Regions from separate parts of the Mus musculus genome. Here regions 1, 2, 4, 5, 6 and 7 are each linked to region 3. A link is a loop called in an ENCODE intact Hi-C map of the cell type or tissue named here. Cell type or tissue: heart. All regions are shown on one strand.

Region 1 (4,000 bases), 120 kb after region 3:
GATCCGATGCCCTCTTCTGGTGTATCTGAAGACAGCTACAGTGGACTCATACATTAAATAAAATAAATCTTAAAAAAATAAAATAAGAGCTATCCAAATACAGTGGTGTATAACTGTAATCCTAGCACTCAGAAGCTGCAGCATACTTGGATTGGAGGCCAGCCTGGGCTATAGAGCAAGACTCTGTATTTAAAGAAATACTAAATAATGTCATGAGCAACCATTACTTGAGTGGAAACCAGAAGAATGCAGTAAGGTTTAGAAAAGTTCCAAATTGATTAGGTGGCTTCAAGGAAGAGAGGTAAATCAGAGTATAATAAAAATAAGCCGGGAATGGTGGCACACGCCTTTATTCCCAGCACTTGGGAGACAGAGGCAGGCGGATTTCTGAGTTCTGAGGACAGCCAGGGCTACACAGAAAAACCCTGTCTCGAAAAACTAAATAAATAAATAAATAAATAAACAAACAAACAAATAAATAAAACAACTCTGAATTACCAAGCCCTTCTGGTGGACCCAATCTATAAGTCCTTTTTTTCTCTTGACAACTTTCCTTTCTTTTCATGGCTAAAACCACTCTTATCAATTTATCACATTCCTTATAGCCCCAGGTTCAAGTCCTGGTAAACCTCTGAGAATGCGCTTTCTGAAGAAAGGAGGGAGGGAATTTCAGACTCTCAGAGCTAACATAACCGAGAGGCTATGAAAGGGAGGATTACTTTGAAACAGTAGATGTGTAAAACTTCTGGAACAAGGAAAGTGGGGACTGTGGCTTTTACGGTGATGGCACTCATCTGACTCTTTCTGTCACCTGGGGTAGAGGTGGGGGGGCTGTTCAACTTAAAACTCTCTGCTGTCAATGAACTGGCCAATAAAACCAGTCGGCAGCGTGTGGCTCAGTGGCAGCCCACTTGCTGAGAGAACTGGAGGCCTGGGTTCGAACCCTCGATCTCCCAAATAAAATCACAGCCTGAGGCGACAGAAGCCAAGAACTGCTTCAGAAGCCCAGGCACAAGCACCCACCACCCCAGCTTCAGCCTCTGGCGCGAGCACCCTGAACCCCCGGAAAGCTAAGGCAGCAGCACAGGCCGTACCGGGACCCTGCACACGCAGCTTCTTGGCTTCGGGCTCCAGCTCCTGAGGACCTCTGCGACTTTTGCTCCTGAGGAGCACCGCAACGTCGGGGGACTTCTGGGTTTCTGGGCATTTCTTGGGAGCCATGACGTACTCGGTGAAGAGATATCAAGCTCTGTGGCAAAATAACGAAGCAAGGAGTGGAAAAGCCTCCGTGGAGAAAACAGGAAGGGACTACGTATGAGGCAGCGCCGTCGCAGGTAGCGCAGCTAAGACACCTTCGCGCCAAACGCTCCTCCGGGCTGCTTTACTTTTAGCCCCGCCCCGTCCCCTCAGGGCTGTCCCGCCCCTTGGAACTGCCCCGCCCCCTCGGGATTGCCACAGTAGGGGGCTGTCTTGCCCCCGGAACTGCCCCGGACTGCCCCAACCCCTCGGGCACGGCCCGCCCCCGGCCGCTCCTCCTCTTCCGGAGTAACGTGTGCAGCTCACAGGGAGGGTTTTTTATTTTAACTCCCTAGGAGCTGGGCCTTGGCTTGTGCTGGATCTGAAGAAAGCCGATTATTTGAACCTGAGGAGGGAGCGCTGGCCGTAAACCCTGCATGCTGGAGGCGGAGCCAGGCGGCGTTTCAGGCCAGCCTGGTGTACACGTTCCAGCAATCCGGTGACCTACGCAGAGAAACCCTGTCTCGAAGAACAACAAAGAGAGAGAGAGAGAGACAGAGACAGATAAAAGTAGGTAGTTTATGTCTTAAAAAGAGCAAAGATTCAAGTGTGGCTAAATATTTCTCATTTCCCCCATTAATAATAGGTGTCTCTAGGGCTGGAGAGATGGCTCAGTGGTTAAGAGCACTGACTGCTCTTCCAGAGGTCCTGAGTTCAATTCCCAGCAACCACAAGGTGGCTCACAACCATCTGTATTGGGATCTGATGCCCTCTTCTGGTGTTTCTGAAATGACAGTGTATTAAATAAATAAATCTTAAAAAAAAAAAAAAAGTGCCTCTGATTACCCAATCACAGCCTTAGCATTTGATTCTTTCCTCTCGCTTTACAGATGAATGTATTTTACCTCATACTATAGAAAAGAGCTGTATCTATGGTGGCAGGCTCTGTGTAATTCCCAACACTGAGGAGGCTGAGGCATGAAGAGTTTGCCTGGACTACACTGATATCTTGTAAGGATCAGATAAGAGTGAGAAAATCTGGGGCTGGAGCGATGGCTCAGCGGTTAAGAGCACTGACTGCTTTTCCAAAGGTCCTGAGTTCACATCTCAGCAACGACATGGTGGCTCACAACCATCTGTAATGAGATCTGACTCCCTCTTCTGGAGTGTCTGAAGACAGCTACAGTGTAATTATTTATAATAATAAATAAATCTTTAAAAAAGAAAAAGAGTGAGAAAATCTGGCATGCTATTGCACAGCAAGGTGACAGCAGACAATGGGTTTGCTGTATATTTTCTAAAGGTAGAAAGGTTTTGAATGTTTTCACCACAAACGATATCTGAGAAGATGTGCCTAACCCAATTTAAAGAATACAATATGTGTGTGTCAAAAGTAATGTATTCCTTATGAAGATGATACTTACATAAACATATGTAAAATTTATATGTTTTAATGTAGTTTAATTTTATTTTAAATTAAAATGATGCTCTAGAAGAAAATAAAAAGCTGAACCCAGCACCAATAATGGGGATGTCCTAAGATGTGCTTAAATTAAGAATTGTAGCTTAGTGGCTGGAGAGATGGTTTAATGGCTAAGAGAGCTTGCTGCTTTTTCAGAGGACCTGAATTCTGTTCCCAGTACCCAGGCAGGTGGCTCACAAATACCTATATGTAACTCCAGCTCCAGAAGACCAGACACCCTTTTCTGGACTCTGCAGGCAGATGCAGCCATATATACACATAAGCACATAAAGAAACATGTATACACATAAGTAAAAAAAAAAAAATTACAAGCTGGTCAGTGGTGGAATATGCCTTTAATTCCAGCACTTAGGAGGCAGAAGTAGGTCTAGTCTGCAGCGCTAGTTCCAGGACAGCAAAGGCTACAGAGAAACACTGTCTGGAAAACCTAAATAAGTAAATAAATAGCCAAGGCTGCAGAGAAACCCTGGGAAAACAAAACAAAGAAATAAGTAAACCCAGCAGTGGTGGCGCATGCCTTTAATCTCAGCACTTGGGAGGCAGAGGCAGGCGGATTTCTGAGTTCAAGGCCAGCCTGGTCTACAGAGTGAGTTCCAGGACAGCCAGGGCTACACAGAGAAACCCTGTCTCGAAAAACAAACAAACAAAACAACAACAACAACAACAAAAAAGAATCCTAAAAAAGTTGTAAGATATTAACTAGGAAGATTATGAGGGAAAATAAATCACTTGAGTTTGTATAGGTCCACTTCGGGGTTTTGTTAGCCTGTAATGATCAGAATGGTCATCTATTTTATTTTTACACTTTGTTTTGGTGTGCTTCATGTGTCTTTTTTGTTGTTGCTTGAGAGAGCATATCACCAATAGCCCTGGGTGGTCTAGAACTCAGTCTGTAGTCAGGCTGGCCTCCACAGAGATCCACCTGCCTCTGCCTCCTGAGTGCTGGGATCAAAGGTGTGAGACACCACTGTCTATACTGGTATTCTCTTAATCAGACGTGGTGGCTTATACTTGCAATCCCACCCAAGTTAAAACAGAAAAATGTTTTGAGTCTGAGTCTAGCCTGGGCAGCACTGTGAGTTCCAGACCAGTTTAAGCTACACAGTGCGTCCCTGTCTCAAACCAAGCAAACAAGTAAATAATAGTAAAACCCAAAAGCAAACATAACAACAAGCAAACCAAAGAGAATGCCAGCTTTTGGTTCAAGGAGCGATATTTTTCGTAAGAAATATTGTCGTTTGGTTTTAGATGAGTGAGTGTGTGTGTGTGTGTGTGTGTGGT
Region 2 (4,000 bases), 370 kb after region 3:
TGGAATAAAATATACTAATTAGGTAAGTTTGAACTGCCTAGTGTTTTTTTATTAGCCCATAGAGTGAAGCTAATTAAAAATTATTATTAATTTAAAGCAGCCAGTAGTTGAGGTAATTAATATCATTAATTTGAAATAATTTTAAAAATTAATAGACAAGTCTCCTGCATTGAAGTCTCTTGAAATGAAAATTCCTAGCCTCTGGCCTGTATACATTCCATGCCACCTCTTGAGGGGATGACTCGCAAGATCCTGCAATTAGATGTCAACTGTTTGAGAAGTATGGTGTGAGGGAGAGGGGGCATAGAACAGGCCAGGCAGCAGAAGAGACTGAGAAAGAAGAGCCTGTGTGTCCTAACATATACACTGCACTCTCTCGTCGTCTTCACGGGCTCAGGGATTGCTGTCCACTGCTCCGTTTCTAGCGCCGGTTGCACCCCTTCCATAGCAGGCACTTTTAAAAATCTGATGAACAAATGCTCTGTCTCCAGGCAATTCAATCGAGATACTTAAAACATCATTCTTCAGAACTGGTGATACAGCTCTGTGATAAAACAGTTGCCTCGCGTTAGGTTCTGGGTTTAACTCGTTGGGTTCAGTCTTCAAACACGGGGGGGAGGGAGGAAGCATTTTAAATAAGTAAATTTTTTTTTTGAAAAAAGCATACTTCAAAGCCGGGCATGGTAGCATATGCCTTTAATCCCAGTACTCAGTGAAGCAGATGGAGCTCTGAGTTTGAGGCCAGCCTGATCTACACAGTGAGTTCCAGGCCAGCCTGGTCTACATAGTGAGTGCCAGGTCAGCCAAGGCTATATAGTGAGACCCTGCCTCAAAGATAGATGATAGATAGATAGATAGATAGATAGATTGATAGATAGATAGATAGATAATAAACTAACAAACAGACACAAACAAATGAATAAACAAACGAGATGGTTTCCAGGCAAACGGGTGAAACCCAACGTGTAAAGCCGTCTCCTGTTCCGTCACCGTGGCTGTCATTCATCAGTCCTCCGCCATCCATCTCTTGACTTCCTTTCTTCCTAGAACCATTTATTGGACAGACTGGGGCAACACCCCCCGCATTGAGGCCTCCAGCATGGACGGCTCTGGGCGTCGCATCATTGCTGACACTCATCTTTTCTGGCCCAACGGCCTCACCATCGACTACGCTGGTCGCCGCATGTACTGGGTGGATGCTAAGCACCACGTCATCGAGAGGGCCAATCTAGATGGGAGTCACCGCAAGGCTGTCATTAGCCAGGGTGAGGTCTTTGGTGTGCTGTCTTTCATCTCTCTGCTCCTTCCCCAATCCTGCCCCCAGGAGCCTTGGCAGAGGGTGAGATGTGTGTGGCTGCCAGGTCTGGCTGGGCTCAGGGGCCATGGCAGGCCATGTCTGGACTAAGGTCTTTTTGGACTGTCTCCAGGCCTCCCACATCCCTTTGCCATCACAGTGTTTGAAGACAGCTTGTATTGGACAGACTGGCACACCAAGAGCATCAATAGTGCCAACAAGTTTACGGGGAAGAACCAGGAAATCATTCGCAACAAGCTCCACTTTCCTATGGACATTCATACCTTGCACCCCCAGCGCCAGCCCGCAGGTAAAAAAAAAAAAAAAAAAAAAAAAAAAAAAAAAAGTCACATCAAGTGAGCTAGATTTGTCACCAGTGATGTGGCTGCTGGTGCCTCTTGAGAATCCGCCTTGCACTTGTTACAGATACAGTGAATTCCAGTCAGGGAAGTCCAGAGCTGGCATTAACATGGGCTACTTGCTCTCTCTGCTGGACATTTAGGGTAGTACAACATCAGGACTCATCTGGCTTTTTCCATAAAATGCAAACATTTACAGGTACTCGTATTCACATCTGGAAAAGATATCGAAATTAATCCCACAGAGTTGGTTTTTTCTTTTTTTAATAGACTAATTTGTTTTCATTTCAAATGTTATCCCTTTTCCTGGTTTCCACTCTGCAAACCCCTTATCCCATCCCCCCTTACAACACTTCTATGAGGGTGCTCCCCCACCCATCCACTCCTACCTCATCATCCTAGCATTCCTCCACACTGGGGCATGGAGCCTTCACAAGACCAAGTGCCTCCCCTTCCACTGATGCCAGAGATGGCCCCTTCAGTTCCTTCAGTCCTTCCCCTAACTCCTCCATTGGGGTCCCTGGGCTCAGTCCAATGGTTGGCTGCAAACATCCACATCTGTATTGGTCAGGAACTGACAGAGCCTCTCAGGAGACAGCTGTATCAGGCTCCTGTCAGCAAGCACTTCTTGGCATCAACACTAATGTTTAGGTTTGGTGTCTGCACCCCACAGAGTTCTTTTTTTGGAGGGGGGTTCAAGACAGGGTTTCTCTGTATAGCCCTGGCTGTCCTGGAGCTCACTTTTGTAGACCAGGCTGGCCTCGAACTCAGAAATCTGCCTGCCTTTGCCTCCCAAGTGCTGGCTGGGATTAAAGGCGTGTGCCACCACCACCCTGCCAGAGTTCTTGAAGAAAACCCTCCAACCCTTTGTCCTGGTGGGGTCTACCTTTGTAAGCGTTTCATTTTTCCTGATCATCTTGCTCTGGGCTCTTTGAGCAGGGAAAAACCGCTGTGGGGACAACAATGGAGGTTGCACTCACCTGTGTCTACCCAGTGGCCAGAACTACACCTGTGCCTGCCCCACCGGCTTCCGCAAGATCAACAGCCACGCCTGTGCCCAGAGTAAGTGGGTTTGGGACACCAGCCTCAGAGGAGGTGCCTTTTGGGGACAGTTAGAAGGAGCAGTGAGAGGAGTTGGAGGGAAGGCTTGTCAGGCAGGGAGGGCCAGATTCCTCAAGGAATCCATGACTGACTGTAGAGACCGAGGGCTTCCAAGTCAAAGCTGAGGACCTAGAACCCAGTGGTAGCTGGAGGCATCATTCAGTGTACAAACACCTAGCTCTCACCTCAACAGGCAGAATGCCTTCTGTCTGCGCAGAAAGAAGGTCCAGTTCCTCTAAAAAGCAGGGCAGTGGTTTCCAACTTCTGTCCCTTTAGCCTGATCCATAGAAGAGTTTGTGTTGTTAGAATAGAGAGCAACTGGGATCCCAGATGATGATCTGTGACCACCAAGTAAAAGATGATAGGATTCCCTGGTCTCTTCCATAATCTCTGCTTTGGTTCCTTAGAGCTCCTACAAGACAATTTTACCTTGCAAAGTCAGCCCTAGAAATCTCGGCACAAAGGTGACCTTATCTAAGGCTAGTCCAGGGAGTTGTTGATCAGGCATAGGGCATGACCAGCAAGAGGGCAGGATTAATTCATTATGTATCCGTCACAACGAATTCAACATGTATGTATTCATGCTGTATAATCCACTGACTCTCTTAAATCTAATTAAAATCGAAATTGGGAGACTAGGGTGTGGTGGTGTCTATCTAACCCCAGAGCTGGGTGCATAGGGAGGCAGGCAGATCCCTGAAGCTCACAAGCCAGCCAGTCTAGCCAATCAGTGGGGTTTGAATTCACTGAGAGAACTTGTCTCAAAATGAGTAATAAGGTGAAGATGTAGGAGAAGCTGCACAACTTCCACATGTACACATGTTTACACATACTCATATACAATTTCACAAACATACAGACATACACAGAGGCAAGAATCAGATTCTCTGGGCCCTGTCCAAACAGTGACTGGGGAAAATATTTTGAGGTTTCATTCAGATACATACTGAGAACTAGTTTCATACTGTATGTTTTTTCCTGGGCCTTTTTTTTTTTTTTTTTTTTTTGAGTCAGGGTTTCTCTGTATAGCCCTGGCAGTCCTGGAACTCACTCTGTAGACCAGGCTGGCCTCACACTCAAGAGCTCCGCCTGCCTCTGCCTCCTGAGTGCTGGGATAAAGGCGTGACCACCACTGCCTGCCTTCTTGTGCCCATCTGCTTCTGCTGTCTTAGATGCAAAATGCTTCCAGGGACATTCTCCCAATGATTTATCAAGGCTTGGAAGAGGGATTTGGAAGTTAGGCAGA
Region 3 (4,000 bases):
CACCCTGTTCCTGCTTGTGACCCTCAGGGTTCCACTGCCTATAGTCCCCATTTTCTGTCTCTCCATGTACCCAGACTCTGAGTCACTAAATGCTCGCCTCTGCAGACCTCCTGGCTCCCTATTGATCCTCATTGCTGACTATTCTCTGCTCCAGGGTCCTAACCCCGACCATTGATCTCTGCCATCCCTCACTGACCTTCACTGCCCATTCATTGGCTCATCACCCCCTCATTAAGGCTCACTCACTTCCGTATTAAGCCCCAGCTCATTGCTCCCCAGAACCTTCCCACTATTCCTAGTGCACTGCCAGGGCACATGGCCCCTTTGCATGCGTAAAGATATACCTTTATCTTCCCTAAACCAGAGGCCACAGTTGGAAGGGTGGTAGGCTCGGTAACTAACAACTCATTGTACCAAGACCTGCACCCCTGAGTCTTGGTCCAGACTGGCCCCTAGTTTTCCCTTCTTAGTCCTCGACCCTGCTGACCCCTCCTGCAGCCCTGGGCTATCCCTTATGGACTTCACGCCTGTTCTTCCCTTTGCAGGTTTCCTACATGCCCCGGATGTGCTTCCCTTATCAAACCTTGTCCCCAGCCCACCAGCAGAGCTCAGATGAGGAGGAGGGTGAGAGGCAGAGCCCTCCCCTGGAGGTGTCTGATGGAGAAGCTGATGGCTTGGAGCCTGGGCCAGGTCTTCTGCACGGGGAGACAGGTAGGGTCCAGCATCACCGATCCAGTGACTGTAGCTGCATTTACATTTATGAACCTTGCATATTCCTAGCCAAGGTCAACTGGCCCAGCAGCCATGTTTCAGAGGTGTGTGTGTGTGTGTGTGTGTGTGTGCATGTGCATGTGCATGTGTATGCACACATGCGTGTTTGTGGATGCTTCTCTACCTGTACAGGTCTCTAAGTCTGTCTGTATTGTGAATGAACAGGCATCATTTCAAAGTGCGTGAGAGTCTGTGTGTGCATCAGTATTGTGTAGGAGTGTGAATGGGAGACTGTATGTATATCTGTGAAGGCCTGGGTGTATACAGGACTGTGAGTGTGTGAGGTCATGTGTGTGAGTACCTGTGAATGTGTGAAGGCCTATGAGTGTGGGAGGAAGGCCTGTGAGTGTGTAGGTCTTGTGTGTGAGTGCCTGCGTGTGAAGGCCTTTGGATAGGCATGTAGATATGTGAGAGCAGATATGGGTATATGTATGGATACACGTGACATATCTATGAGGATTTGTATATATGGAGGGGTGTGCACTTGAGTGGGAGTGGGCACGTGTGTGCTTGCACCTACCATGGCTGGGAGGAGCTGGTGGGAGGGTCCCCATAAAATCCTTGCATCCTGTCCACACACCACTTGGTTGCCCATCTCTCACAGGCAGCAAGAAAAAGATTCGCCTGTACCAGTTCCTGCTGGACCTGCTGCGCAGCGGCGACATGAAGGACAGCATCTGGTGGGTGGACAAGGACAAAGGTACCTTCCAGTTCTCGTCCAAGCACAAGGAGGCGCTGGCGCACCGCTGGGGCATCCAGAAGGGCAACCGCAAGAAGATGACCTACCAGAAGATGGCGCGCGCGCTGCGCAACTACGGCAAGACAGGCGAGGTGAAGAAAGTCAAGAAGAAGCTCACCTACCAGTTCAGCGGCGAGGTGCTGGGCCGTGGGGGCCTGGCCGAGCGGCGCCTCCCGCCCCACTGATCGCCCGCAGAGACCGCCAGGCTCCTGGACCCCGCCGGCCATAGCATTAACCCGTCGCCCGGCCCGGACACAGGGAGGACATTCCCAGGGCCGAGGCAGGACTGGGGGCCCGGCCTCGCCCTCCCATGCCCGGCCTGGCCCGCCCCACCCGCTTTGCCTCCCACCAGGACTCTAGCCCGCTCCAAGGGCCGCCTGGGCCTCGGACCTCAACCGAGGGTCAGCCTGGCTTAGTGGCCACGGTGCTTCCTTGGGAGTCTGGCGCTGGCACCTTTTTGTATATTGAATGCTTTTTAAAAAGCTCTTCCTCCCCACCCCCTCATTAGTCACTAAAGACAAGTAAAATTATTGACAGCTATTCTCCCAGAGAAGTGTCTCATTCAAGAGTTTGCGTGTGCCGGGTCCAGGGGGCGTCCCGTGTGCACGATCTCTTATTTGTCTAGAGAGCATGTTTCCAAAGCTGGGCCCTAGGGACACGGGGACCATGGACACACAGCGCTTGTTTCTAGTGAGATAAGTCTTGGCTTGTTATCAGGGCTCAGGGATCATACTGAAAAGTCCTTAGCAATCTTCTGAGTGAGACACCATCCAAGAGTGGTGGTGGTGGTGGCCGCAGCAATAAGCACAGGTGTTTCTGATCATATAGCATCTGTCAACTTTACCGGCTGTACCGTCTCTCTAGCCTGGCCACAAAGCATTCTTAATGGAGACTCCACAAGCACAGCCTTCCCTTCAAAGCACTCCCAGGGGCCACAGACAAGGGACATCTATAAACATCTTGCTTCATTTAGGTGACGTAGACAGAATGTAGGCAGGTGGTGGCAGACAGGGAGTGAGGACATCTCCTAATGTCTGCACACCTCAGGAAACACAAACCCTAGGGTGTCACACTATAGGGGGAAAGACCCCTGCACACCTCCTGGCTATGTGGGTCCCTCATAGCCCACGCTGATGTCCCCTAGTCAGACTGCCGAGTCTCAAGAGAAGGCTATGGCATGTGAGCTGACGACAGCTCAGTAAGAGAGCAGCAGTTTTTTAAAAGTATTTTTTAATTCATTTATCGTGTATGTGTGTGTGTGTGTGTGTGTGTGTGTGTGTGTGTGTGTGTAAGAGTGTGCACACTTGCCACAGCATAAATGTGGAGGTCAGTGACAACTTGCAGGAGTCAGTTCTCTCCTGCCACCAGTGGACCCCAGAGGTGGAACTCAGGTCACCAGGCAACAGACACCTTTACCAACTTGGTTCTTCTTCTTCTTCTTCTTCTTCTTCTTCTTCTTCTTCTTCTTCTTCTTCTTCTTCTTCTTCTTCTTCTTCTTCTTCTTCTTCTTCTTCTTCTTCTTCCTCTTCCTCTTCTCCTTCTCCTTCTCCTTCTCCTTCTCCTCCTCCTCCTCCTCCTCCTCCTTCTCCTCTTCCTCCTCTTCCTCCTCCTCCTCCTCCTCTTCCTCCTCCTTCTTCTTCTTCTCCTTCTTCTTCTTCTTCTTCTTCTTCTGGCTCTCAAACACCAGTTCCTTAAACATTTAAACAAATTTTTTGCCTGCGTATATGTATGTGTGCCATGTGTGTGCCTGGTGCCTGCAGTCTAGAAGAGGGGTGTTGGGTCCCCTGGAGCTGGAGTTACAGATGGTTGTGAGGTATTGTGTGGGTGCTTGGACCGGAACCTGAGTTCTCGGCAAGAACAAGTGCTTTTAATCACTGAGCCTTCTCTTCCAGCCCCAGACCAGTTCTCTGGACGACTCGGAGATAAGCATAGCAGTGCATACCCAGAATAGCAGCACTTAGGTTGAGGCAGGAGGATTGTCATTGGTTTGAGACCAACCTGGATTGCTAGTTATAGCTTCAACACACACACTCATGCACATGACTTAGGAGCAGGTGATATGACTCTAAAGTAACTAAAATTGGGTGGAAATCACGGCTAGGTTTCTATTGACTGGAAAATGCTTATATGTGAACTCCCTCCTTCTGGTATAAGCTATCTATTCTAGTCTAGAATTCCTTAATGGAGATCCCCGTCATTTACTTTTTCCCCTGTTACACCTGATGAGCCTGATCCAACTGAGGGTCACAGAACAAGAACAGTGGCAGTGGGGTGGCAGCTGGGGGGATTTGGAATGCTCTGCATTCATCTTTGGTTAGTCCTTGTGACTTTAGCAAGAGCTAGCTCTGCTCCTGTCCTCTACTTGGGAGGACATTTAGAGATCCACTCCCATGCCCTCGCCTGCAGGCTCGCCTAGTTTGTCCCTTGTGTGTGTGGGGTGGGGTGGGGGGGACTAACTCCCAGCAGATTCCCTCCCTGCCTAACCCTCCG
Region 4 (4,000 bases), 150 kb after region 3:
CCGGGCTCTATGGCTTGCTTGTTACCACTTCTTCCTGCTTTCCTATCACATCAGTGCCCGACGGCCATCTTGGGAGAGTTAATTTCACCGAGGTTTAGATTTGCTCCATGGTCCGGTGTCTCTCGAAGTTTGGCTGTATAACAGTCCTGTGCACAGAGATAGACCTGTATCCACAGTAGTGAGTGGCAGCAGGATGGCTGTTCACTTGGCTCCTCCCTGCCCGCCGCCAAGCAGCCAAGCCCTTTGTCTTGAGTACTGGATACAGTGGGTCTTGTGCCCTGAGTTGTGCCCCTTGTGTTCCCCTCTCTAGTAGCGGGCAGGACGAGGACTGGTCAGATGAGGAGAGTCCCCGGAAAGTTGCCACTGGGGTGAGGGTACGGGCGCTTTATGACTATGCTGGCCAGGAGGCTGATGAGCTGAGCTTCCGAGCAGGTATGCTGGGCCCTTTCATGGTCCTTCCCACTTCAGCCCCCGTCCTACTTGCTAGAGCAGGGCTGTAGACGAAGAAAGCCAGGGACTCCATCCTCACAGGCTGCTCAGGGTCCAGCTGCAGCCTGACAGTTGCCTCCCTGGGGTCTAAGGTTGGGTGGCTTTTCCTGGCTGTGTCCTATCCTGGTCTGAGTTGGGTATCCTCCAGTTTGTCGGCCCTTGTGCTATTCCATCCCCCAGTCCATGACCTAGTTTTGAGACCAGTAAAGCCAGTGCTTTGGGCAATGACTGTTTTGTCTTTCTTCAGGGGAAGAGTTGCTGAAGATGAGCGAGGAGGATGAGCAGGGCTGGTGCCAGGGCCAGCTGCAGAGTGGCCGCATTGGTCTGTACCCTGCCAATTACGTAGAATGTGTGGGCGCCTGAGTGCCCTGACAGCCCTACCAAGGCGTCTCTCTGACCTGGGCCAGAGCTTAACCCTTCCTGGACTGCTGGACCTGAAGGCCCTGAACCATGTGCTGCTGCTGTCTCTCTTTTCCCACAGGAGGAAGTCTCAGGGCCCATGAAGGGCAGGGGTCTGTGTCTAGAGTTGGAGGTTGGAATGATGGAGGGTCGAGAGGTGCCCGAGCCTCCTCGGGAACATTTGGGTCATCCCAGAGTGGGAGGATCCAGCTCCTAAACTGTTTAGGAGTTCCTGGGGTGAGGTTGGGGAGAATGTAGTTTGAGGCTGGCAGCACCTTCTTTTGTGACTTGTAGTGTGCATTAAATTTGATTAAGAATAAAAACCCCATCAAGTGTTGTGAGCGTCTTTTGATAGCCTACTCTTGCTGGTGGGAGGCACGGGGTCGGCCCGTGGGCGTGCCATGTGTTATGGAACTGGGATTGGGCAGGCAGTTGCCTCCTGGTATCTGCCCCGGAATTTCAGGAGTGCAATCTGGACTGGAAGGGACTTGGTGATCAAGGTTGTTGTGTGCTGGCCTCTGCTCTAGGCCAGTTGCTGGATTGTGAGCTGAGCTGGAGCCCTGCCAATGCCTTCCGGATGGGGCTATGAGCACTTGGGAGATTGTTAATCATTACTCGTCCATCACAGAGTCTGTTACCATGGCTCTCTGCCTGACGCCTACAGCCAGTGGTCGAGCGGTACGTAGGGTACCCGGGTCCAGCAGGAACTCGTGAGGAAGTTTGGGCCAGTCCACGAGCCGTCGCCCGCTCGGGCTGCGGATTGGCCAGGCGCAGCGCGGCGTTCACTCTCAGGCCCGTGGTGGAGCTCCCGGCTGCTAACGTCATGTTTCAGCCCCGCCCGACGTTCATTGGCCCAGATCTGGTCGAATCACTCCACTCGTAGGCGGGTCGGGGCCCTGTCGTGACCGGCGCGGTGAGCCTGCCTTCGCCGCCGAGGATTGGCCCGCGCCGGGACCTGTCGGTCGCGGTTGTGTCTGGGAAGGAGAGAAAATGGCGGCGAGCCCGAGCAAGACCGAAATCCAGACTATTTTTAAGAGACTTCGCGCAATTCCCACCAACAAGGTGCTTGAGCGGGCGGGGTACGGGTCCTGACGCCGGCGGAGAAGACGTCTCTTGTCCCCTGGGGTCTGAGGGAGGGCGAGGACGGAGGTTGGAGGCTTTCTTGTGGTTTCTAGCGCCGGGCCTCGACTCTGGGCCCTAACCGTTCGCTTGTCGTCTTTTCCACTTAGGCCTGTTTCGATTGTGGCGCCAAGAGTCCTAGTTGGGCCAGCATCACTTACGGTGTATTTTTGTGTATTGACTGCTCCGGAGTGCATCGCTCCTTGGGTGTCCATCTCAGCTTTATCAGGTAGGTTCTGTGTGAGGGTGCTGTGCCTCCACGGGGGCTGTGTGCGTGGTCAGCGACGGGGAGAGGGCGCCTGGACTTGGACCTTCCTGAATTTGATGTTTGGATTTCTCCTGGCGGGAGTTCTGGTAGCCTACAGCGGGGGCTTGCGGGCGGAGGGCGGCGGGGGGTTCCACCTCTGTAGACTTCTCTCTTCACAGTTAACATGGTACTCAGCATCAGTTTGGGGGAGAGCTTAGATGCATTGACCTTGTTATTGCAGAAAGATTGGCCCAGTAGGTCTCCAGTGCGACTTTGACCAAACTTTAAGAAGAGCCAAACCCGTGCCTGCATTTCTCAGAAGTCGACCTCCTTTCGGATCTCCTTTTCAGAAATAATTAGTACCCTTTGGATTAGGCGAAGCGCAATGATTTCAAATACAGGGGAGAGAGGAGGAAATGGGACAGTGACTGATGGTTCCTGGACACCCACAGAAGCCTGAGGCCGAATGACAGGTTTAGTCTTGATAGGGAAGGTGACACTCAGCCCTTGTACACAGGTCCACAGAGTTGGATTCGAACTGGAGCTGGTTGCAGCTGAGGTGTATGCAGGTCGGCGGGAATGCCAATGCGGTAACGTTCCTTTACCTTCTTCCACCCCCATCCTTCTGCCTGGGTATTTAACTTTTCCTTGATTTCTCAAAGTGAGTTTGGTTTCTCTGTTCCGAGAGTTTGCAGCTCTGGAACATGCCACACACTTTTCTAAATTCAGAAAAATTTAAACAGCTTCTTTCAAAGAGGCTTAATGAAATACAAACTGGGGGGGGGGGCTTGGGGGACTTTTGGGATAGCATTTGAAATGTAAATGAAGAAAATACCTAATTAAAAGAAAAAAAAAAGGAAATACAAACTGAACTAGACAGGTGCTCTCTGGCAGTAGCAGTGTCTCCATAGTCATTGGGGTTTTGTGGGCTCCTGGAGGGAGGATAGCTGAACAGAGAAGTACATACATTCTTCAGTCCCCTAGACCTTGTTCCCTGCTCTTACGGGGAGGGGCTGGCATGGTGGTTTTTGGGTTTTTTGAGGAATTTTGGAGGAGGTCAATTAGTGAGTGAAGGTGTTTATTGAGGGAGGCTGGTAACCTGAGTTCATTCAGTTGAGGGAACCCACATAAGGTGGAAGGAGAGAACCAACTCCATGGACTTGGCCTTTGACCTCTGCACACATGCTGGGGTGCACATGGAATAAATACAAATAAAAGGTTTTGTTGTTCTGTCTTGTTTTGAGAAGAAATCTTGGAAGACGTTTACCTCTTTGAAAACCTGCTGATGTCAGTAGTGTGTCATCCTGAATAAATAATAGCCCAATTGTTTAGTAATGTGTCTCCTATAGTGTGAATACAGTTTTCTTTGGCGAGAGTATTTGCACATACATATTACTCCTTCTCTTTGCTCTCCAGACTGCTTTTTTCCGCCAACACGGATGTATGGCCAATGATGCTAACACCAAATATACGAGCCGAGCTGCCCAGATGTACCGAGAGAAGATCCGGCAGTTAGGGAGTGCAGCTCTGACTAGGCATGGTACTGATGTGAGTGCTGGTTCCTGGGCTAGGGTGCTGGGATAAGAGATAGTAACAGCCCTGAGTTTCAGTGTCTCCTCTCTTCCAGCTTTGGATAGACAGTATGAACAGTGCTCCAAGTCACTCTCCAGAGAAGAAAGACTCTGATTTCTTCACAGAACATACTCAGGTGAGTACCACAGGGATGTTTCCTCTGATAAATGCTTT
Region 5 (4,000 bases), 160 kb after region 3:
TCTGCAACCTCAGTGGTTCAGCACCTCATCACAGGAGGCAGACAGGGACCTGTTTGTCATCAGAGCTCTGTTTTTGCTTTTGTTTGAGACTGTCTCCACAGCCCAGACTGGCTTTGTACTTGAAATCCTCCTGTCTCGGCCCTGGCGCTGAATGGCAGGCATTTAGTAAAATGCCTGGCTTGGAGAAACATTTTAAAGATTCAGACTTTTTAATATATAAATACATTTTAGAAGAGTTAGAGATGCCATATATAAACCCCTTTCCTTACAGGGTCACTCTGTCCTTGGAACTCCTCAGCATACAGTTATAAGCTACTCTGGGAAATGATTAGAAAGGCAGGTACAGGAAGCCAAGTTCCAAGTGCTTTCTAGTACCTTGGAATCATCCGGGGTGTTTGAAATACATGATTTGTTTCCAACCCCAGCTTGGGATAGTAGGACTCCGGCTTGGTGATTGGCACTGTTACAAGTTTCTCTGTGGATCGGGTACACACAAGAATTTGAGAAACCTCAGATGCCTGTAGGTAGGCTTGGTACCACAGGGCTTTTGGAAGCCACTTGCAACCATCCATTGGCAGGGAAGATGCAGGAAAATTATGTGTCCAGTGAATGTTAACATCGGCCTTACTTGGAGCAGGCAGTCATGACTCCTTAGTGAATTTTATTTTGTGGAGACCTACCTCATTCAAGAAGGATGAGGCTCACCTCTGACCTTTCCAGTCTCTGCTCCAAAACCCTAGGCCTGCTTTGTGCAGATGTGCACCACTGCCTAACCTGGGGTCTGGTCTTCACAAATATCTAGTGGAGAAGGCTGTGCAGCTCTTATCTAGTTCTTGTGGCCAGGGTCTCATAGGTGGAGAACCTGACCAAACACTCGGGCCAAATTCACAACACCTGCTTTGAACGGCTGTCCTCATCTGTAGGAGGCCAGGTCCTCTGTCAGTTGAGGCAGGTGGCCATCCTGGATGGCCCCCAAGTTCCGCCTCCCATCCAGTCAGAAAAGCACCCAAGTTCCACTTTGCCTTCCCTCCCTGGAGCCTACTGGCTTTAGACTCATTGCTTACCAGACACAAGGGACTTTATTCATTTCACAGATTTGACTATTCCATACAAACTTGAAGTATATTTTGAAAGTAAAATTCTTGCCCATCCTCCCTCTTATTCCAGCTAGTGGCTGATCTCTCCAGCAGGCCAGTTGATAGGTCTTCCCAGCACATGCTCTCAGGAATCACCCTCCACCAGGAAGACCCTGCATTACTAATTCACGTTTCCCTTATAAATGCTGTTGTGAAAAATTACCCTTACTAGGAGGATCATGGACTGGCTGAGATGACAGTACTTAAAGCATAAGCAGCCCTGCCAACAGAAGACTAAAGCAGACCCTTCTCTGTGATGTATGTCAGCTCAGGGCCCAGCAGGTTGCTGAGAGCATGAGTTAGGGGATTCTGAGGATCACTGAACTGGGCTGGTCTTACTAGGGCTGTTATTAATTCACCCTTCTCTTCAGCAGAGGGTGGCACAGTGATGCTGGAGAAGTCTGGTGTGGGCAGCAAAAGCAGGGTGGGAACAAGGTACAGGCCACAGATGGGACCCTTCAGATTCAAGTCTCAGACTCATCTGTCTCTTCAGTGGAGCCATCGCTCTCTGCATCCAATTTGCGGGAGCGATGGAGGGGTTTCCACGGGGAACCAACCCGGGGAGGGGTTCGGGAAGGCAGGCAGCTGGCCTCAGAAGTGGCAGTGATGGAGTTGACCAGGCCTGGGACCTGGACCAGCCTGAGGAAGGAAAGAAGCCCAGAGGGTGATGTGATGAATCTCCTGTTCAGAGATGAGGACCTCTACTTACTCTTAGACTTGGGCAGAGCCCCAAGGACTTATGGTGCCTCTCTTCTCTCCTGGCCCCAAGCCTTTCCCTGACCAGTGTGCTGTGTCGCCTACAGTGGGGCACAGCCACATCTGACAGATTTGGCTTCCGCAAGAGGGCAGCATCTTCCCACTTGACACTTACAGCCGTTCCAGCTCTTCATCCATGGCTGGGTCGTGCATCAGGTCTCCTTTGTCTGGCAAAGCTCCTAGAAGACAGGTATTTGGGGTGAAGTCATAAAACAGTAGGAGGGCCCTTCAACCAGGAAGCAGATACTTTGCCCTTTGCCTTCATGTCTGACAACTGGTTGACCAGGGAAAGTTAGTTTATGTGGAACGAGAAATCTTGAGTACCACTTTATAGATGTAGTGAGACTCGCTATTTTCCCTTCCTCATTTGGGACAAGAGTGACAGCTAAGAAGATTACAACCAGGTGATCAATCCCCTTCCAAGACTGGAGGTGGGTCTGTGACCAGCACTGGGTGTGTCTAGTTCTTGTGACCAGTACTGGGAGTGTCTAGTTCTTGTGGCAGCACTGGGTGTCTAGTTCTTGAGGCCCCAGTGCTATGCTGGATGGTAATGGCCTAAGGTGACTCCAGGGGTAGAAAATAGCCAATTGTATGTCCCCAGGTCAGGGCTATGTTGGGGGGGGGGGGGAAGCAGTCCCACCCTGATGACTTAGACTAACATCTGTCTGGGTTGGTTCCTTAGCCATGAGGGCATAGTTTGCTGATTCTATTGGGAAGTGTATGAAGAGTCTTGAATGCTTCCCCACTTAAATTTTTTTCTTTTTGCTCTTTTACAAATTAATTAGATTCTTTTCTGTTTTCTTTTTTTGTTGGTTGCTGGGGATAAATACAATTGACATTTCTTGAGGGATTGAAATTTTCAGAGAGAAAGATTGTTGCCAGTAAATTGTTGAAAGATCAGGGCTTAATGGTAGTTTAGTCCCTAGACTGGACAGTGATGCTGGGCTTCAGAAAGACTCAAAAGTGTCCAGCACTGACTCTTCTAAGAGGCATCAGGTGATTCATCTTATAATTTTGTGGGGTGTTTCAGGAGTATCCCAGCCTTCCACAAACAGAACCAGGGTATTTCCAAGTTCCTATTTCTAACACATGCTGCCTCTGTCACTGCTTAGTCTACACACTAGCCACTAATCAGGATGTAGGAAACATTGCACAAGGCTCCTTTTTTTTTCCCTTCAGAAGGTTCTTTTCTGTTTTCCTTCCTTCCTTCCTTCCTTCCTTCCTTCCTTCCTTCCTTCCTTCCTTCCTCCCTCCCTCCCTCCCTCCCTCCCTCCCTCCCTCCCTCCCTCCCTTCCTCCCTCCCTCCCTTTTTGAAACAGTATTCTTGGCTATCCTGAAATTCTGTAGAGCAGGCTGGCCTCACAGAGATTCATAGAGATCTGCCTCCTCTGCCTCTACCTCCTGAGTGCTGGTATTAAAGGTGCCCCAACACTGCCTGAACAGGGGGGGATGCAGTTAACACGGGCTGTGATCATTGCTAGTAACCAGGCTTCTGATTGACTACTTAGCTCGCCTGTCTCCTCTAGAACTCTGGCTGAAGTGTGTATACAGAAATAAGCATAAAGGTTCCAGTACAGCTTCTGGCCAGCTGTGTGAGGCATTTAGCAGATGTTCATTAGCTGCCCTTCCCTCGATGCCATTCCCTAAACTGGCACAGAGGGGAGGCTCAGGAACCTGGATCTAATCACACAGGAGAGTCTCCCGAGCAAAGACATAATAGTAAGTGCTTAAAGCTTACTAACACAAGCCGGGCAGTGGTGGCGCATGCCTTTGATCCCAGCACTTGGGAGGCAGAGGCAGGAGGATTTCTGAGTTCAAGGCCAACCTAGTCTACAAAGTGAGTTCCAGGACAGCCAGGGCTACACAGAGAAACCCTGTTCCGGAAAACCGAAGAAAAACAAAATAAAACAAAAAAACATAAAACAAAAAAACGTACTAATAAGCCTTTAATCCCAGCACTCATTTGGAGGCAGAGGCAGGTGGCTAGCCTGGTCTACTTAGTACACTCCAGGCTACACAGAGCTACATATACAATGAGACCTTGCCTCAAAACAACAAAAATCAACAAACCTTCAGAGCAAGAGTGGCCTGCTGGTCCCTAACTGGGA
Region 6 (4,000 bases), 79 kb after region 3:
TAAGATATGGACACAATTCATACCAAAGTCATCCGTGTCTAGCTGACCCAGAGCATTCAGATTTAATTGTGACGTTAGAAAGCAAAGAGCCCCAGAGTTTCTCTCCCCTATCTAGGGAGACTTTACCTTCTCCAAATCCAGGTGACTCTTACCTGTCGGCTCTGGGAGGGTCTCTGCCCTGGGGAGCAGGGCTGTAGGCTCTGCTGACTCCAACCCTATCCCTAAAGCAACCCCAGTTGACTGGGGCATCCTGGCTTCCTCCCTGAGGATGCAAGTGTTGCCTCCCTGGTCTCCTGCATCTTGAGGTTCTGTCTTCCACAACTCCGTTGCAGAATCTGAGCCCAAGAGAAGCACGGGAGAATGGGTGTGGGTTCAGGTCCTATCTAGACTCCATCCCCAAGTGTCTTGGCTGGGAAACTACAAACTCAACTCTACCCTTAGAAGGCAAGCAAGCTAGCCAGGTGTGGTGGTGCACACCTTTAATCCGAGCACTTGAGAGACAGAAGCAGGTGGATCTCTACATTTGAGGCCAGCCTGGTCTACAGAGTAAGTTCTAGGACAGCCACTCTACACAGAAAAACCCTGTCTCAAAGCAAACAAAGAACAAACAGAAAAAGAAGGTAGCTAAGCCACAGCTCATGATTTCAGATTCCAGTACTCCGTAGGATTGAAGACTGGTGTTGGTTGCAGCCCTTTGCATATCAAGACACCCTACACAAGCGCGCGCGCACACACACACACACACACACACACACACACACACACACACACACAATAAGGTTTCTCTGGGTAGTTCAGGCTGACCTTGAACTCACAGAGATCCAACTGCCTCTGCTTCCTAAGTGCTGGGATTAAAGGCGTGTACCACCACTGCCCAACTAGTACATCAAGATCTTAAATGATCTTAAAGGTGCTAGCCTTTGCCCCCTGGGGGGATGATGGAGGGCATCCACTTCATAGAGCGGACAGAACTCTCAAAGCCAGAGCTGTCTAAGCATGAGACGTGTCAGCTTTCCCAGAAAAGCAAGCCCAGACTGAGGACTTCACTGACCAAGCACTAGAACCAGGGGAAAGGGTTTGAGCAACACTTAGATCTGGCAGTGCTTCTAAGGGGTGCTGGATGCAGTGAGGGGAGGGGGCTGATTCCTGAGGTAGGAGAGGAGCCAGAGACCTGGGCTCCGGGGAGAAGGTTTGAATAAAACAGCTTACCAGGAGAAACATCAGGCATTGAGGCCTCCAGCCACAAGGACATCTCTTCCTGGAGCCCTGGACATTACCAAGACACTGTCCTGCAGGAACAAGCCAGGTTACACATTTCCAGAACTAGGCCTGGGCTCCCTTCTGTGCCCTGTGCCTTTTTTCTGTCCTCACAGCATCGACTGACATTTACTTCTCATAGATTAGCCTATGAAGCCTTCTTTACTATATCCCTATGAAGTCCGGATTTCTTTGTTTGATTGGTTGGTTTGTTTTTCGAGACAGGGTTTCTCTATGTAGTACTGGCTGTCCTTGAATTCTCTCTGTGTAAACCAGGCTAGCCTCAAACTCAAATCCACTTACCTCTGCCTCCCGAATGCCAGGATTAAAGGCATGCAGCACCAACCTGGCTGAATTCAGGAGTCTCTCTCTCTCTCTCTCTCCCATTCATTTATATATATAAATTTTTTCCCAGTTCTAAAGATTGAACCCAGGACACTTCAGGCAGGCTAGGCAAATGGTTGGCCATTGAACTCTACAACCTCCACCCTGTCAGGCCTATTCTTAAATTCATTTTAAAGATAAGCAAATTAAGGTTCAAAGAGATTAAGGAAACTGCCTATAGACAGACAGGTGGAGGTGGTCCAGCCAAGAGTAGAATCCTGACTTGTTTGCGTTCTCAGCTTTGTTCTATCCTTTTCTGCGCCTGTCTCCAGGCTGAGTGGAGGGTCCTTCCATCTGGTCTGACATTAGGGCAAGCCAAAGTTGGCAGAACCACAAGACTGGATCGAAGCTCACTCTATGGGTCTGTTTATTATAATCTTTTCCCTGCCGTTACTGAAGTCCTAGTATTAAGTTCTTGTCTCAAGAATCTCACCAGTAGCGGGCCTCCTCTCCCAGAACCCCTCCAGTTCTTCTGAGACTTAGTAAAACTCTATCCCCGCCCAGATGTCCCGTTAGATATTCCTCACTTCTAGAACATCCTCCCATCACATCCCTCCCCACCCAGATGCAAGGATAGAGCCCCCCAGCCACTGAGCAGACTCGCCGAATCCCCAGGCCACCAGACTTCCCGGCTGCGTAGTCTCTGGAGCCCCCTTGCTGGGAGAAGAGGGTGTTGCAGTACCTGGCCTTCGAGGCCGCAGCGGGCAGCCAGTGACAAGAGCTGAGCGCACAGGGGCCAGCAGGGAGAAGCAGTAATGTAGGAAAAGGCCAAGGGGAGGGACTGCCAAGGGGTCCTTCCTACTGGCGACCCAAGACTCTTAGCTTCATTAGGCCCCCGCCCACGAGGTAGCTTCCCCACCAGACTAACTCCTCCCCGGCCGGCCACCCTCTTAGCCGGCGCCACCCTGTCCCCTACCCTCTACCAAAACTGTCGCGTTTCCCCGCAGACCGGTCTAGTTCCATCTCTCTCCTTCCTCTCCTCACCCTGGAGGCTCTTTGCTCTGACAGAAGGACTGCTTCTCAGTCACCCCCACCCTAATCCCAGCAGCCTCCAGAGTCAGCGTTCCCTCCCCCCTCCTCCCAAAGACACCTCGCGGAGCAAAGGTCCCGGCACGGCCCGGAATTGCGACACCAAGCCCCAGCCTGTGTTCCCAGCCTCCCTCCTCCCCTGCCTCTGGGAAGGCGCCAAGCTCTCCCCACTAGCCCCAGGACTGAGCCAAGCCAGTAGAACTCCAAGGGTGAAGACAGGCAGGTGCTGGGCCTTCCAGTGAGTTTGTGTGTGGATGCCCTGAGGGGGACAGAGAAAGGAAGAGGCCAATAAAAAGAGGCCTGGGGGAGGAGTGAGAGAAGCAGACATTAGCAACCCAGGGGCCAGTCCAGAATAGACACCCCCCCCCCCATAGATAAGAAGGCAACCTCATCTACGGAACAGCCCCATCTGAGATGGTGTCAAGATCTACTGACTCTAAAGCCATAGCTTTCCTGCCTTGCTTCCTGGGACAAGAGATTTAGCCCTGAAGGAATACATCATGCCTTTCTGATTTAATCTCCCAAGGGGATCAGCAGCTGGTTTAGAGAGGAGACTATGTTTCTTTTTGTTGAATAAGTAAACAAACAAACAAACAAACAAATGGCTCTCTCTTCTGTTCCACACTTGTTAGCTTGCATTCATTCCAATTCACCACAATCATTTCTCTTTAGGGTTCTGGGTTCAAACCTCCGTGTTACAGTTACAACGCAGGGAGGGCTATAACCTAGGCTAGGAAAGCACTTCTGTGCTGAACTTTGCCCCATCCAACTAGGCCATCTTGACTGAGCAAGTTAATGTCTCTGAACCTCTCTTTTTCTTTAATGTCTCTGAACCTCTCTTTTTCTTTAATGTCTCTGAACCTCTCTTTTTCTTTAATGTCTCTGAACCTCTCTTTTTCTTTAATGTCTCTGAACCTCTCTTTTTCTTTAAGATGGGGACGATGACGACGATGATGATAGTTTTGCCACATATGATCAATGTGAGAATAAAGATCAACACAGTGTGTCACAGTAATGTCCAAGGATGGGCGGGGATTATCTGTCCACTCCCAGTTCCTTTAGTGGTTTGTCTTCCCATAACCTTGAACCTTGAAGCTTTGTCAACTTTCTGAATCTTTGTTGCCATATACAAATCTCTCATTATCTCCTGGTTCCTGAGGGAGCGCCAAGAGTAAACGGCTCTAAAATCTTTCGCCTTTTACTAAAGAGTAAACGGCTCTGTTTTACAGCGCACACTGCTGTTTGTAAGCTTGCCCAAGACCACACATTGGCCAAACTGAGATCAGAATTCAGATGTCTTTTCTCCGGGCTCTTTTCTTCCTGTGTCTGA
Region 7 (4,000 bases), 360 kb after region 3:
TAACTCATACAGATGCTTGCTTAGCAGCCTTGGTTTCTATCCACTTCTGGTCCACTAGCGTGTAGAAGTCTGTAGTGCCATCACAAAGGAAAGCCGGTTTGTAGCATTCTGGAGGAAGACACCTTGCCCCTGTCAAGAATCAGGCCCCTGTCCCTAGTCACTAAGGTCTGAGGAGGGCTGCTTTCCCTTCCAGCTTCAGCAGTACCCTCTCCTCCTTGCAACCTGGAAGAGTTCCAGTGCGCCTATGGCCGCTGCATCCTCGACATCTACCACTGTGACGGAGATGACGACTGTGGAGACTGGTCAGACGAGTCTGACTGCTGTGAGTGCTCTGGCTAGCTGGGAGGAGGGGCAGCCAGACAGGAGGAGCTTCCTCCAGTGTCAGGGCACAGGTGCCAGCTGGGGCGGAAACAGTGTCTGAAATCCACGGTCCCTCTGGGGAGGAGCTGGAGTGTTGGGAGGGGCGGGAGATGGGACTTGGGACTTTCTGCTCTTCCACGAGGTGCTGTGTGCACGGTCTGGCTAGAGACAGAAGACCTTTGTTTCCCCAGCCTCCCACCAGCCCTGCCGCTCTGGGGAATTCATGTGTGACAGTGGCCTGTGCATCAACTCGGGCTGGCGCTGTGATGGTGATGCAGACTGTGATGACCAGTCTGATGAACGCAACTGCAGTGAGTTGGGGGTAGCATCAAAGGCTTGGGGGGCCAAGGAGAAGGGTTTGGGTGCAGATAGAGCATGAAGACATAGTGAACAGCTATACAGTTGTGTGGTTGTATGCTGCACAGAGGCACTATATCTAAAGGATACCTGTCGCCTAGTAGTCCACAGACTTGTAGACACACCATGGCAGTTAAAATAGTAGGCGGAAGTAAGGGACTCTGAGGAAAGGTCACCTGGTTCATAAAGAGATACCTTCTGCAACACCACCATCAAGAAGAGTAGCCTGTGTACTTTGGGAGGCAGAGAGTTTCAGGCTGGGGTGGGAGGACCAGCCTTTCTTCCATTAATTAGGTCTTTGCTCTGTCCAGCCACCTCCATGTGCACAGCCGAACAGTTTCGCTGTCGGTCAGGCCGTTGCGTCCGTCTGTCCTGGCGCTGTGATGGGGAGGATGACTGTGCGGACAACAGCGATGAAGAAAACTGTGAGAACACAGGTGGAGTCCCCAGCGGTATCCCCGCCCTGCCCTAATGTTGGGAGTGGGAGGCAGAGAAGCAAAGGGAACATTGCCATTGCTTTCAATGGCCTGGACTTGCCCTGCCCTTCCCAGTGAGTAGGGTCAGATCCAGCTGTTGGAGCAGGGGAGATAGCACTTGCTATGCAAGCACAAGGACCCAAGTTCAAATCCCTAGCACCCAAGTTAAAAAGCTAGGTATGGCTGTGAGTGCCTGTAACACCACCGCTGGGGGGGGAAGAGAAAGTCAGACCCCTGAAGCTCATTAACCAACCAGCCTCACCAAATGGCCAGCTCCTGATTCAATGAGAAACCTTGTCTCAAGGCAATAAGACAGAGAATGAACGATAAAGTTATCAGATATTGTCCTTGGCCTCTGCACACACAGGTATGGGCACACATACCCATATTCATAGTCACATGCGTGTACCACACATCCACACAACATATCACATACGTACACACACATGCACATGCACAATCCAGATGCGCTGAGGAACTGTGTACAGTTCTTGAACACAGAGTCAAGGCTGTGAGTCTTTGCAGCTGCTCAAATTCTCACTTCCAATCTGGCCTTGGGAGGAAGGGCTGTTGTCCAGCCAGTAGCCCAGTGTCTACTTCCACTCTGCAGGAAGGACTGGCAGTCTCTGCGTCTGCTCCCCGCCCACCCCACCAGTCCCTGCTAAACCTGGTTCTGACTACAAGACTACACTCCGACTCTGTTCCCATCACTCATCCATCGTGGAATCCCAGGGAGAAAACAAACTCAGACACTCAACCAGCCTTGTCTGAGCTGTTTCCTGCCTCGGACCCCATCCCTCCCACCTTGACGCTCAGCTGGCTCCACTTTACCCTAGAAAATGACAGGCTCCTGTCCCTTGTGGACTCAAGCCCTGCCCTCCTGTGACCTGACTCTCCCCCTCCTCCCTCTCTTTCTAGGAAGCCCCCAGTGCGCCTCTGACCAGTTCCTGTGTTGGAACGGGCGCTGTATTGGGCAGAGGAAGCTGTGCAACGGGATCAACGACTGCGGTGACAGCAGTGACGAAAGTCCACAGCAGAACTGTCGTGAGTGTCTCTAGCGGGTGGGCCCTGCCCGTGGTTTGTGGCTGAGCCCCACCCCTAGGGTTCAAAGGGAGGCCTCCCTTGGGACTCTCACAGTTTTTGGGAGCTGTTCTTCGTGGTCCAGGTGGAATGCCAAGTTGGCTGGACGGGGGTGGATTCTGGGCTCGGCTCCCAACTCTGGCTTGGCTGTCACAGGGCCCCGGACGGGTGAGGAGAACTGCAATGTTAACAACGGTGGCTGTGCCCAGAAGTGTCAGATGGTGCGAGGGGCAGTGCAGTGTACCTGCCACACAGGCTACCGGCTCACAGAGGATGGGAGAACGTGCCAGGGTGAGCTGGGGCCTGTTGGGGGTGGGGGGAAGGAGGGGAGGGAAGCTGGGTGACATATCAGATGGGTGTGACCTTGACTCATCGTTACACTGACCCTGGGAAGTAGGGATCATTTCTCTCATTTTGCAGATAGGGAAACAGAAGTGCAGAGAGTATAGGTAATTTACCCAAAGCCACACAGATAGTAAGCAGCCGAGTTGGAGTTTGAAATCTGAGACTCCATGACCTCAAAGCCCGAACCACTGGTTACACAGTTTCCCTCCTGGCTGTGGCAGTGGATGGGGATATGGAGCTGTGACCAGGGAGACAATGGGGTGGCTTAGGAGTGTGTGGGAAGATGGTTGTAGGCAGGCTTCCTCACCCTGCCTGGTATCCACAGATGTAAACGAATGTGCTGAGGAGGGGTACTGCAGCCAGGGCTGCACAAACACTGAAGGGGCTTTCCAGTGCTGGTGTGAAGCAGGGTATGAGCTACGGCCCGATCGGCGCAGCTGCAAAGCTCTGGGTAAGGAGGGTTGGCACTTGCCTGGGTGGGCGGAACAGACAAAAGCCAGGTGTTAGAGCTGAGGGATTTGCTAAGATGTAGACTGATTTTTTTGCAAATTGCAATCTGGGCGCCAAGTGAAAGGCGATTGGGTTTGGGGTTAGAAAGGATTCTAGTGTTCTAGTCCAAATTTCAGCAGCTTGGGACATGCTCTAGTGGGCAAAGGGCCCCAGCTATGAGCTGAGGCCCTGAGGGTGCATGCTGATGGGTATCTGTGGCTCTGAGGCCCAGTGGGTCCTATTTCTATGCTGTGTCCAGGGCCAGAACCTGTGCTACTGTTTGCCAATCGTATCGACATCCGGCAGGTGCTCCCGCACCGCTCCGAGTACACGCTGCTACTGAACAACCTGGAGAACGCCATTGCCCTCGACTTTCATCACCGGCGGGAGCTGGTCTTCTGGTCGGATGTCACCCTGGACCGCATCCTCCGTGCCAACCTTAATGGCAGCAATGTAGAGGAGGTGGTGTCTACTGGGCTAGAGAGCCCAGGTAGGAAAACAAGGCCCTGAGTGGAGAGCCTGGAATGCCATGTGCAAAAAAACACAGCGGAAAGGGGGGGCCGGGCCAGTGTTTCCAAAGTGCACAAAGCAGAAGGCCTCTTCCAGTGAAATCTTGGGTGAAACTCTCAGATAGGAACCAACTGAGGAGTTGAAAATGCTGCTCAATTGGTAGAGTGCTTGCTTAGCATGAACACAAAGCTCTAAGCTTGATTCCCCAAGCACTGCATAAACCAGACATGATGATGCCTGCCTGTCATCTGAAGAGGTAGAAGCAAAAGGATCAGAAAAGTTCAAGGTCATTCAGTTTAAAGCCGGGCTGAGATACACGAGACCCCCATCTCCACATACAAAAAGCAATAGCTAATCTGGTGGCCTCAGGCTTATCCTACAAG

What was found. Hi-C counts contacts between places; a loop is a spot of excess contacts. Peaks named below come from ENCODE experiments on the same cell type or tissue, not always from the same donor. Only the 100,000 strongest peaks of a DNase experiment are listed, where the experiment ranks them.
Region 1: a loop joins it to region 3, with 10 times the contacts of the local background. A loop is called at or near these places in 12 of 42 quality-filtered maps.
Region 2: a loop joins it to region 3, with 6 times the contacts of the local background. A loop is called at or near these places in 18 of 42 quality-filtered maps.
Region 4: it touches region 3 in a loop (3-fold over the local background); 9 of 42 quality-filtered maps call a loop at or near these places.
Region 5: a loop joins it to region 3, with 4 times the contacts of the local background. A loop is called at or near these places in 7 of 42 quality-filtered maps.
Region 6: it touches region 3 in a loop (6-fold over the local background); 23 of 42 quality-filtered maps call a loop at or near these places.
Region 7: a loop joins it to region 3, with 3 times the contacts of the local background. A loop is called at or near these places in 18 of 42 quality-filtered maps.

The regions. Positions count from the first base shown.
Region 1 is chr2:91,235,596-91,239,595 of GRCm38, forward strand. It overlaps Ddb2 (damage specific DNA binding protein 2), which reads right to left and starts at 1,471. Exons shown (of 10, transcript NM_028119.5): 1 at 1,095-1,471. The coding sequence starts at 1,221. A330069E16Rik (RIKEN cDNA A330069E16 gene) reads left to right here and starts at 1,551. Exons shown (of 2, transcript NR_015464.1): 1 at 1,551-1,806; 2 at 2,127-2,762. In heart, CTCF peaks have their summits at 12 (motif pointing left), 2,009 (motif pointing left) and 2,209; a DNase peak (open chromatin) is centred at 1,526; H3K4me3 peaks cover 1,885 bases; H3K27ac peaks cover 1,687 bases.
Region 2 is chr2:91,479,266-91,483,265 of GRCm38, forward strand. Lrp4 (low density lipoprotein receptor-related protein 4) reads left to right here. Exons shown (of 38, transcript NM_172668.3): 14 at 1,048-1,265; 15 at 1,428-1,604; 16 at 2,593-2,715. Among named protein-coding and RNA genes, the nearest start is that of Lrp4, 24 kb to the left of the region's middle. In heart, a CTCF peak has its summit at 1,798; no DNase peak of the experiment used is centred here.
Region 3 is chr2:91,113,700-91,117,699 of GRCm38, forward strand. Spi1 (spleen focus forming virus (SFFV) proviral integration oncogene) reads left to right here. Exons shown (of 5, transcript NM_011355.2): 4 at 546-711; 5 at 1,376-2,060. The coding sequence ends at 1,695. Among named protein-coding and RNA genes, the nearest start is that of Mybpc3, 2.4 kb to the right of the region's middle. In heart, no CTCF peak of the experiment used is centred here; a DNase peak (open chromatin) is centred at 1,532; H3K4me3 peaks cover 2,307 bases; H3K27ac peaks cover 2,933 bases.
Region 4 is chr2:91,263,455-91,267,454 of GRCm38, forward strand. It overlaps Pacsin3 (protein kinase C and casein kinase substrate in neurons 3), which reads left to right. Exons shown (of 11, transcript NM_001289678.1): 10 at 311-432; 11 at 737-1,226. The coding sequence ends at 852. Arfgap2 (ADP-ribosylation factor GTPase activating protein 2) reads left to right here and starts at 1,661. Exons shown (of 16, transcript NM_023854.2): 1 at 1,661-1,950; 2 at 2,118-2,236; 3 at 2,772-2,844; 4 at 3,671-3,802; 5 at 3,882-3,962. The coding sequence starts at 1,879. In heart, no CTCF peak of the experiment used is centred here; DNase peaks (open chromatin) are centred at 467, 997 and 1,727; H3K4me3 peaks cover 2,113 bases; H3K27ac peaks cover 2,251 bases.
Region 5 is chr2:91,277,183-91,281,182 of GRCm38, forward strand. Arfgap2 (ADP-ribosylation factor GTPase activating protein 2) reads left to right here. Exons shown (of 16, transcript NM_023854.2): 16 at 1-189. 1110051M20Rik (RIKEN cDNA 1110051M20 gene) reads right to left here. Exons shown (of 9, transcript NM_175123.5): 8 at 2,008-2,071; 9 at 646-1,775. The coding sequence ends at 1,601. Among named protein-coding and RNA genes, the nearest start is that of Arfgap2, 14 kb to the left of the region's middle. In heart, a CTCF peak has its summit at 1,970 (motif pointing right); a DNase peak (open chromatin) is centred at 1,939.
Region 6 is chr2:91,192,408-91,196,407 of GRCm38, forward strand. It overlaps Nr1h3 (nuclear receptor subfamily 1, group H, member 3), which reads right to left and starts at 2,709. Exons shown (of 10, transcript NM_001177730.1): 1 at 2,558-2,709; 2 at 1,210-1,289; 3 at 153-335. The coding sequence starts at 1,252. In heart, a CTCF peak has its summit at 2,308; DNase peaks (open chromatin) are centred at 2,444 and 2,784; H3K4me3 peaks cover 1,274 bases; H3K27ac peaks cover 1,047 bases.
Region 7 is chr2:91,474,155-91,478,154 of GRCm38, forward strand. Lrp4 (low density lipoprotein receptor-related protein 4) reads left to right here. Exons shown (of 38, transcript NM_172668.3): 6 at 194-322; 7 at 552-671; 8 at 1,029-1,154; 9 at 2,112-2,237; 10 at 2,430-2,564; 11 at 2,944-3,069; 12 at 3,367-3,597. Among named protein-coding and RNA genes, the nearest start is that of Lrp4, 19 kb to the left of the region's middle. In heart, no CTCF peak of the experiment used is centred here; DNase peaks (open chromatin) are centred at 1,807, 2,397 and 2,887; H3K27ac peaks cover 909 bases.